Regions from separate parts of the Homo sapiens genome. Here regions 1 and 3 are each linked to region 2. Evidence: chromatin contacts called from ENCODE Hi-C or POLR2A ChIA-PET data. All regions are on one chromosome and are shown on one strand. The core of a region is the stretch at or near the end of the contact, and the rest is flanking DNA. Distances in the headings are between cores, read along the strand shown.

Region 1 (2,700 bases), core at 105-2,604, 170 kb before region 2:
CGGGTTTCTCTGTTTCCCATCTCATCTATTCCTATCACCCATTGCCGTTATGCCGAGTGGGCACTATTCACGGTATGCGAGCTGATGGCTTTCCTGGCACTCAACACGTTAGAGTACCTAGTGTGATAAGAATAGAATAGTCTGGGGTCTGAAGGAGCTCACAGTCTAGCAGAGACGGGTCTACACACACAAGTAACTCCAATAACGAAAGCAAGACGGTAATAAGTGTTATAAATGGCGGGGGGCGGTGGCTCACGCCTGTAATCCCAACACTTTGGGAGGCCGAGGTGGGCGGATCAAGAGGTCAGGAGATCGAGACCATCCTGGCTAACACGGTGAAACCCCGTCTCTACCAAAAATACAAAAAAAATTAGCTTGGCGTGGTGGCGGGCGCCTGTAGTCCCAGCTACTTGGGAGGCTGAGGCAGGAGAATGGCGTGAACCCAGGAGGCAGAGCTTGCAGTGAGCCGAGATCGCGCCACTGCACTCCAGCCTGGGCGACAGAGTGAGACTCCGTCTCAAAAAAAAAAGTATTATAAATGAGGTGCTACAGAGGAGAGGAATCTTTTCCGTCCAGAAGAGAGAGATATGGTGATGGGAAGGGAGCAAGGAAGTCCTCATCTAGGAGTCCAACCCCCCAGAATGGCAGGTAGGCACTCCCTAGTAGGTGTTCAATAAATATTCGTGTCTTCGTCCCTTCACATTCTAACCCCAGTCTAACTTTCCTTCAGCCTACCAAAGCCCTGTGTTCCTCCACAGAATGCCGCTTCGTGCCACTGTGCCTTCTGCATCCCCAGTTCTCTCCTCCTGGAATGGAATGTTCTTGCCAATAATGAGCGAGCGGTGCCATGAAACAGAGCTCGGGAGGGTACACAGCATAACAGTTAAGCGCGCAGGCTATCGAGGCCAGCCTTCGGCCCATCCGTAAAAAGGAGATAAGATTTATTTCATAAGGCTGCACCGTGGATTAAATGGACATTCCGGTAAAGCTTTTATTTCAGTCCAGCGCGGAAGGAGGGCTCAAGTAATACTCGCAACGTTTGTGCGAGCGTGGCCACCTTCTCCGCCCGTCCCGTCTCCCCGGCGCCGCTCAAGAGCCGCCCCCTGTCCGCCTCAGCGGCGCCCAGGCACCCAGCAGCGTCCGCGCTGCCACGTCGCCTTCGCTCACCCCAGCAACAGCCGGGTTGACCAGACCGGGGCCCTGAGCTGGGTACCCAGGGCACCGGGCCGCGCCCCACACCCTGCCTGCGCCTTCCGATTGGCTCCTGCAGGTGCCCGTCGTCAGAGGCCGTTGCTGATTGGCTTAGATGGGGGACGGGGCGGGCCTCTAGGAGTGAAGGAAAGGCGGGGACCCGGATGTGTGTGGTGGCGGCGGCCGAAGAGCTTGTGTGCGGAGCTGAGAGGCCTATGGATGAGGAGGACGCGGCGGCCCCGGTAGGCGGGGATCGGGGGCGGGGTCCCGGAGGCCTCGTATCTCCCCGGAGCCTGAAGCGGAAGGCGGGGGTCCTGGGCGGGGGCTCTGGGGCCAGGGGCGGGGCCCTGCGCTCTGGTCACTGGGCTTCTTCTGTTGCTGCACCCTCGGCCCAGTGCAGGGCCTGGGGAGACTGGGCGTAGGCACACGGATGGGCTGGGGCCCGGCTGCTCCCGGGTCTCATCTCAGTGATCAGGCCGTGCCCGGGGAGGAGACAGGGCCCAGTAGGGCCGCCACTCGCCGGTGCCAAGACTGTGGGGTCTGCGCAACCAGCATCTACCTGGGGTTGAGTCCTGGCTGAGTGCCCGGGAGTGGAATCTTAGGGCTGTCTGTCCCACAGGTGCCTACTCTTCTGGGCCACGTGGTGGGTTGTAGCTACTGCATAAGAGTCGTAATTTGCGTATTGGGATCAAATTCAGCCCAGCCAAGGCTTACTAAGCACCTACCGTGTGCAAGGCAATGTCAGGCCTCAAGAAAACCCCTGTCCCAGTGTTTAGGGAATGGGAAGAGAAGAGTACTTCACCTCTTTCTCACTTTTGGCTCCCAGGAAAAATCATTCATTCATTTATATGTAGGGACTGATGGTTGTTTAAATACCTGGATCATCCCACCCCCATCCATCGGCGCTGCTACCGACTTAGTGGATGTCATTTCTCATGTGAACTGCTGCAACAACGTCTGAATTGTTTGCCCACATCTGTTCTTGATCCTCTTGTGATCAGTTCTCCAACCAGCAGCTGGAATGATCTTTAGGAACTGATTAAGATCGTGGCTTTTTTTTTTTTTTTTGAGATGGAGTTTCTGTCACCCAGGCTGGAGTGCAGTGGGACGATCTCGGCTCACTGCAAACTCCACCTCCCAGGTTCAAGCAATTCTCTTGCCTCAGCCTCCTGAGTAGCTGGGATTACAGGTGCGCACCACCACGCCTGGCTAATTTGTTTGTATTTTTAGTAGAGATGGGGTTTCACCATGTTGGTCAGGCTGGTCTTCAACTTCTGACCTTGTGATCCTCCCACTTCGGCCTCCCAAAGTGCTGGGATCACAGACGTGAGCCACCAGGCCCAGGATCATGGCATTTTTTTTTCTTTTTTTTTTGAGACAGGGTCTTGCTCTGTCAGCCAGGCTGGAATGTAGTGGCACAATCAGAACTGACTGCAGCCTTGACCTGCCAGACTCAAGCCATCTTCAGTCTCCTTAGTAGCTGGGACTACAGGTGCATGCTGCCACACC
Region 2 (2,700 bases), core at 124-2,623:
TATTTCCTCTGGCCCGTTGGGAGCCTGGGTAAAGCAGGAGGGTCCAGGTAGCACCACGAGTGCCACACCACTCCACTGTACCCCCTGCCGTCCTGTCTCACTTCCCATGATTCACTCACTGGGAGCAATGGGAGTGACTCCCGCAAAGAGCAAGAACTATGAAGTCCCTGACATAGCTCCCATCTCCTCTTGCCCCCCCCAACCCCTGCGTTCTCTGCCTTCTAGCCCTGTTCATCATTCTCTAGGCCCTTCAGTGAGGCCTACAGTGTTCACCTGGCCCAGGGGATCCTAGGATCTTGGAAGGAGAGGAAGCCCCTGGGTTATGTTCAGGAAAAGTGCTGTGTTGGATCTCGCTCTTTTTTTTCTTTGAGATGGAATCTCGCTCTGTCGCCCAGGCTGGAGTGCAGTGGCACGATCTCAGCTCACTGCAACCTCTGCCTCCCGGGTTCAAGTGATTCTCCTGCCTCAGCCTCCTGAGTAGCTGGGATTACACCATGGCCAGCTAATTTTTGTATTTTTAGTAGAGATGGGGTTTCACCATGTTGGTCAGGCTTGTCTTGAACTCCTGACCTCGTGATCCGCCTACCTCAGCCTCCCAAAGTGCTGGGATTACAGGCGTGAGCCACCGTGCCTGGCCTTGGATCTCTTTTTATCTTGCACCTTCAGATGTAGAGGGACGACAGCCACTGTGTGTGTATGTGTATGTGTGTGTGTGTGTGTGTGTGTGCGCGTGTGATGTTTATTCACTCATTTATTTATTCATTCATTCATTCCACAAATATCTACCCAGACCCTCTTGGCACTGCACCAGGTGCTAGGGGTAGAACAGTAACCTGGAAAGATGAGGCAAATGGTTGATTTCAGATTCAAGGCTTTGGACTCCAGCTGTTCTGTCATCCAGCTCAGGCAGGCCCTCATAATCGCTTCAATCAGGGAGAACACAGGAGAGTTTCTCTGGGGTGTCGGCAGCTCAGAGGAGACCCAAATACTAGGAGACCCCTTTTTCCCATGCTTCCCAGTCCTCCAGTTTATTTCCCCCAGGAGGGAGGGAGACAAGACCCAGGAGTCAGGGTTGTAGTGGCTGGGCGGCCCAGGCAAGTCTGCTTGTTACAGGCACTTGTGCCAGGACAGGATTTCTTCCAGTTTCATATTCACTGAACTGCCTTTTCCTGGGTTTCTGGGGGTGGTGCTGGAGTGGGCTCCAGGGTTGGAACGGGCCCTTGGGTGGCGGCAGCTCTCTGCTGCCCCCACCTGAGTCCTGCCCGGAGGTGGCAGGTGACGGGTTAGGCCCAGCCCCCTCTGGGCCTAGCCACTCAGGTACGAGGCCTTTCCCCCCCATCCCCCGGGGCTGGGATCTCTTTTATAAAAGGCCATTCCTGAGAGCTCTCCTCACCAAGAAGCAGCTTCTCCGCTCCTTCTAGGATCTCCGCCTGGTTCGGCCCGCCTGCCTCCACTCCTGCCTCTACCATGTCCATCAGGGTGACCCAGAAGTCCTACAAGGTGTCCACCTCTGGCCCCCGGGCCTTCAGCAGCCGCTCCTACACGAGTGGGCCCGGTTCCCGCATCAGCTCCTCGAGCTTCTCCCGAGTGGGCAGCAGCAACTTTCGCGGTGGCCTGGGCGGCGGCTATGGTGGGGCCAGCGGCATGGGAGGCATCACCGCAGTTACGGTCAACCAGAGCCTGCTGAGCCCCCTTGTCCTGGAGGTGGACCCCAACATCCAGGCCGTGCGCACCCAGGAGAAGGAGCAGATCAAGACCCTCAACAACAAGTTTGCCTCCTTCATAGACAAGGTGAGGGTCCCCCCTGCGTGGCTGACTGTGCCCGCAGCCCCTTTCTCCTGGTAGTCCCGGTCCCTATGCACATCTCCAGCCCCCAGCTGGCGTCCTGCTGGGCCTCACCCGCCCTGGCGACACTCTCCCTTCCATCCTCCGACTCACCCCTCCCGTGCACCTTGGTTTGGGCTGGGTGAGGGTGGGGAGAGGGTCTGGACAGCCGGGATGAATCCTGGGGCTTCCTTCTTCCCTTTTAAACTGGAGGGTCTTGGAAGAGAGAGACAACTTAAGGGTACAGCCTAGTTCCCACCACCCCTCTCTACAAATCCCGTTCTTCCTCAGGTCATTCTGTCCCCAAATTATAAAAAATAATAGCGGTTATTGTTCTCACCCCAACCCGAGTTCTGACCGTCTTTTAAGCTATCGCCCTGCGGCAGTCCCAGCTGTTCGGGGACTACCCTCCTCCAGGTTCGCCTCTTCGCCAGCACTACCCCAAGGGCTCCCCAGTGGTGCCTTTGTGATTTTTTTTCTTTCTTTTCTTTTTTTTACATAGGGGTTTGGTGTGATTCTAGCATTCTAGGAGAAGGAAGTGGGTGTCTCGGTTCAAACGGGCAAATATTGATTGAGGCCTTTGGCGCCCGGAGGCCTGAGTGCGGGGGTCACAGAATGAGTCATACCCCGGCCCCTGCGCCGGCAGCGTGGGCGGGGCCGAGGGCGGGGTGAGGGGCTGCGGGCAGCAGTCTCGGGACGCTCTCCTCCACCTGGCGGAGCTCGGCGTCGGGGGCGGTGTGGGTGGGGTGGGGTGGGGTGGGGTGGGCTGGGGTGGGGTGGAGGAGGCGCCAGGGCCTGGCCTCGGAAAGCCCATGCAGGATTCAAAGTCTGCGGGCGTGGGACGCCCCGCCCGGGGTTTACGTCCTGTTAAGTTTA
Region 3 (2,782 bases), core at 23-2,522, 140 kb before region 2:
CCCACGGTCAGAACAACATGTTTACTCATTGTGCACTGAGGCAGCAGACAGCAATTGTGTAATGGGGGTGGTCATGCTGGAGGGAAACAGATAGAAGCCTGTCACTGGGGAGAGATGTTTAGCTGGCTTTGGATGCTGTGAGTTCTCCCCCGACCCCCTGCACCCTGGCACTTGGGATTCACGCATTGAATGAGAAAGGAGTGGACCAGATTCCCTGTTCAGCCCCTCCTGACCCAGAGATGCAGTGAGGCAGGAGCCTGGGATGCCCCCTTATGGCCCAGGCCTATCTCAGTCCCTTCCCCTCCCACTGTGGGTTCTCTCCTCCCATCCTCTGTCTGGGGACAGCTTGTCTCCTTGCCATCTCTCTGTTTTACCCATATTCCCCCTCCTCTGGAGTTCAGACTCCTGCTGTCCTCCTCCCGGGGACCCATCACAGTAGTATCTCAGGTTGTCCTGAGCTGCTGCTTTTGGGGCAAGGCTGGGAAGTTGGGAAAGGGAGTGATGGGGATGTGGGCAGCACCTCTGGTTTCTTGACTGTCCCTGCAACTCTTCTGGGCTGGATCAACTTTGTGGGACCCACTAAGACACTTGGGAGCATGTTGGCATTAGCAGCAGATATGGATGTTGTCAGTGGAAAGCAAACCTCCAGTTCCAAAGCACTCCTGACTCCCTCTCCTCTCTCTTTTTCCACCCTGCCACCCCATTTCCCTCAAACTTCCCTGGGCCAGGGAAGGGGCCTGATGATCTCTGAGCCTGCTGGAGGATACCTGGATAGCGCATGGCAAAGTCCTGCAGTGAGGCACCTGGGGCTTATGTTGGGGGGCCAGGACCTCCTGGGGTTGGCCCAGGCTAGAGCAGGGAAGGTGAGAGGAGCCAAAACAGACAGCAGGACCTACTCTAACCCAAACATCCCCTCACACTACAGCCCTGGCCACTCCGGAGGGGATGCTGGGCCAGGGAAGAAGGCTGAGGAAGCTGAAATTGGGAAGAAGGCCTGGCCTGATTCCTGGTCCCCTCCCCCACTGCCCGCACCTCCACCCCTGCCCCTCTTTTGCCCAGCTGGTGGGCACTCCTACCCTGCTTGCGGCCCGGCTGCTGTCCCTCCTCCCCAGGGCTCTGAGCAGCCTCTCCACAGGGCCGCTGGACTTCATGGTGTTCGGCTGGCTGGGGTGCTGGCCCCAGGGCCTGAACAATGCTGGGGCCTGGCCCGGGGCTTCCTGGAAGCGGCCTGGCGGAGGCAGCCGCTTCCCCTGGGCGGAGGGTAGGCTGTCTGGCTGGTGTGAGGAGAAGCCCGGCCCTGGAAGTGGAGGGAAGTGCAGGCGGGAAGGGGGCAGGTCGCTGCTCCAGGAAGTGGAGGGGGGAGGATGTGGGGGAGGCCAGGAGATCAGATTCCCAGGATCTACCCTGCTGGGAGTGTCAGCCTGTGATCTTTTGCTCCCCCTACTCCCCCAACTCTGGAGTTGTCCCACACCTGGGACACCACACTCTCCAGGGATCTGCAGGGATCCATGGTCTTGAGATTCTGCCCCCACCCCCGGTGGGGCCGGGTGAGAATTCTGGTCTCGGGGCAGGGCTAAAGGGCAAGTGGGGAACAGTGTGTCCCAGCCAGGCTCCAGCCTGAACTCTCAAGCTCTCGAGGGACTTCCGCTGGGGAGGGAGTGGAGCTGGGAACTACTACCAGCAGGCAGGCCCAGGATCCCGAGTGTGTCCTGAGAGTCAGGTAAAAATGGGACTGGGGGCCCCCTTCCTGTCTCAGTTTCACTCGTTATGAAGTAGGAAAAGGAAAGCATGCACCGCCCACCTTTACCCTCAATACACCTTGCAAGGCCAAGTTCCAGCCACAAGACTGCTTTGCTCAGGTTTGGGGAGTAATCCATTCTCCTGCCACAGCCTAAGGCATATGAGGCCCTTCTCCTGAAAGCCCCCAGGTTTCTGCTCCTGACACAGTGCCCCCCACTCACCCATTCCCTGGCTTTGTTTCAGACATGATCTCACAGATCCCTAGCCCTCTTTCCAGCCCTGCAACTTGGGCTCTCTACCCAAGGGCTGCACCCTCCCCCCGCGGCAACCCCGAAGCCTGAGTACTACCTTCATGGCTCTCCTGGGTCTGCTCTCCTTCCTCAGCAGCTGTCCCAGGGCCTGAGGACTGGACAGGAGGTCCCCCCTCCCAACACATACTCCACCCCCATCCATGGGCCTCCGGCCTCCCTCCTGGGAACATGGCCAACTTCCCGTCCTGGGAGTCAAGGGAGGGAGGTGGATGGGGCCTTGAAAAAGGGGGAGTAATCTTCCTAAAAGCTAAGGGGTTAATGGCCTGGGAGTCTTCAGCCCCAAGCTGTGGACAGCAGCCCCTGGGACAGGCTATAGCTGTCACTTGAAAGAATGTGCAAATGTGCCCCTCTCATTTGCATGGTATTTATTGAATGTCCCAGTACTCAGGCAACTCCCCCAGCCCTGGCTTCTCCCACGGAGTCCCTTCTACTTGCTTCCTGCTCCTTCATATCCACCAGGATGGGTTCCCTGGGATGAAGAATCCTGCATTCTCTGGGGTGAGGCCTGCTGTGGGTGCCCACTTGAGACCCTTGCGAGGACCTGACTGGATTGGGCCTAGCCTGACACCTCTCCCTGGAAGCTCCAATTTTCCAGGCCAAGAAATGTGTCCCCAGGATATCCTGGCCAGAAGGTGGCATCTGTGTGGCAGGCCTGGGCTCCCTGCCTGTAACTGGAGAGGAGCACGGGCTCTGTGACCCACCCCCATCCTGCCAGCCTGGCTGTGTCCCAG

Evidence for each region. Hi-C counts contacts between places; a loop is a spot of excess contacts on that map. ChIA-PET counts read pairs that join two places held with the same protein, here RNA polymerase II (POLR2A). Pooled maps may share reads with other maps.
Region 1: a pooled map shows a loop between it and region 2 (4-fold over the local background). The contact joins the promoter of SPRYD3 here to the promoter of KRT8 in region 2. A Hi-C loop is called at or near these places in 1 of 50 pooled maps. POLR2A ChIA-PET finds 5 or more read pairs at or near these places in 3 of 52 experiments (HepG2, PC-3 and activated CD4-positive, alpha-beta T cell).
Region 3: a pooled map shows a loop between it and region 2 (3-fold over the local background). The contact joins the promoter of TNS2 here to the promoter of KRT8 in region 2. A Hi-C loop is called at or near these places in 2 of 50 pooled maps. POLR2A ChIA-PET finds 5 or more read pairs at or near these places in 6 of 52 experiments (A673, HCT116, HEK293 and 3 more).

What each region holds. Positions count from the first base shown.
Region 1 is chr12:53,078,044-53,080,743 of GRCh38, reverse strand. It overlaps SPRYD3 (SPRY domain containing 3), which reads left to right and starts at 1,354. Exons shown (of 11, transcript NM_032840.3): 1 at 1,354-1,433. The coding sequence starts at 1,411. RefSeq lists a silencer at 1,374-1,653.
Region 2 is chr12:52,903,749-52,906,448 of GRCh38, reverse strand. KRT8 (keratin 8) reads left to right here and starts at 1,373. Exons shown (of 8, transcript NM_002273.4): 1 at 1,373-1,791. The coding sequence starts at 1,468. RefSeq lists a silencer at 2,433-2,602.
Region 3 is chr12:53,048,555-53,051,336 of GRCh38, reverse strand. It overlaps TNS2 (tensin 2), which reads right to left and starts at 1,272. Exons shown (of 29, transcript NM_170754.4): 1 at 1,077-1,272. The coding sequence starts at 1,151. The region is part of intron 2 of TNS2-AS1 (TNS2 antisense RNA 1); the gene reads left to right. RefSeq lists an enhancer at 2,268-2,782.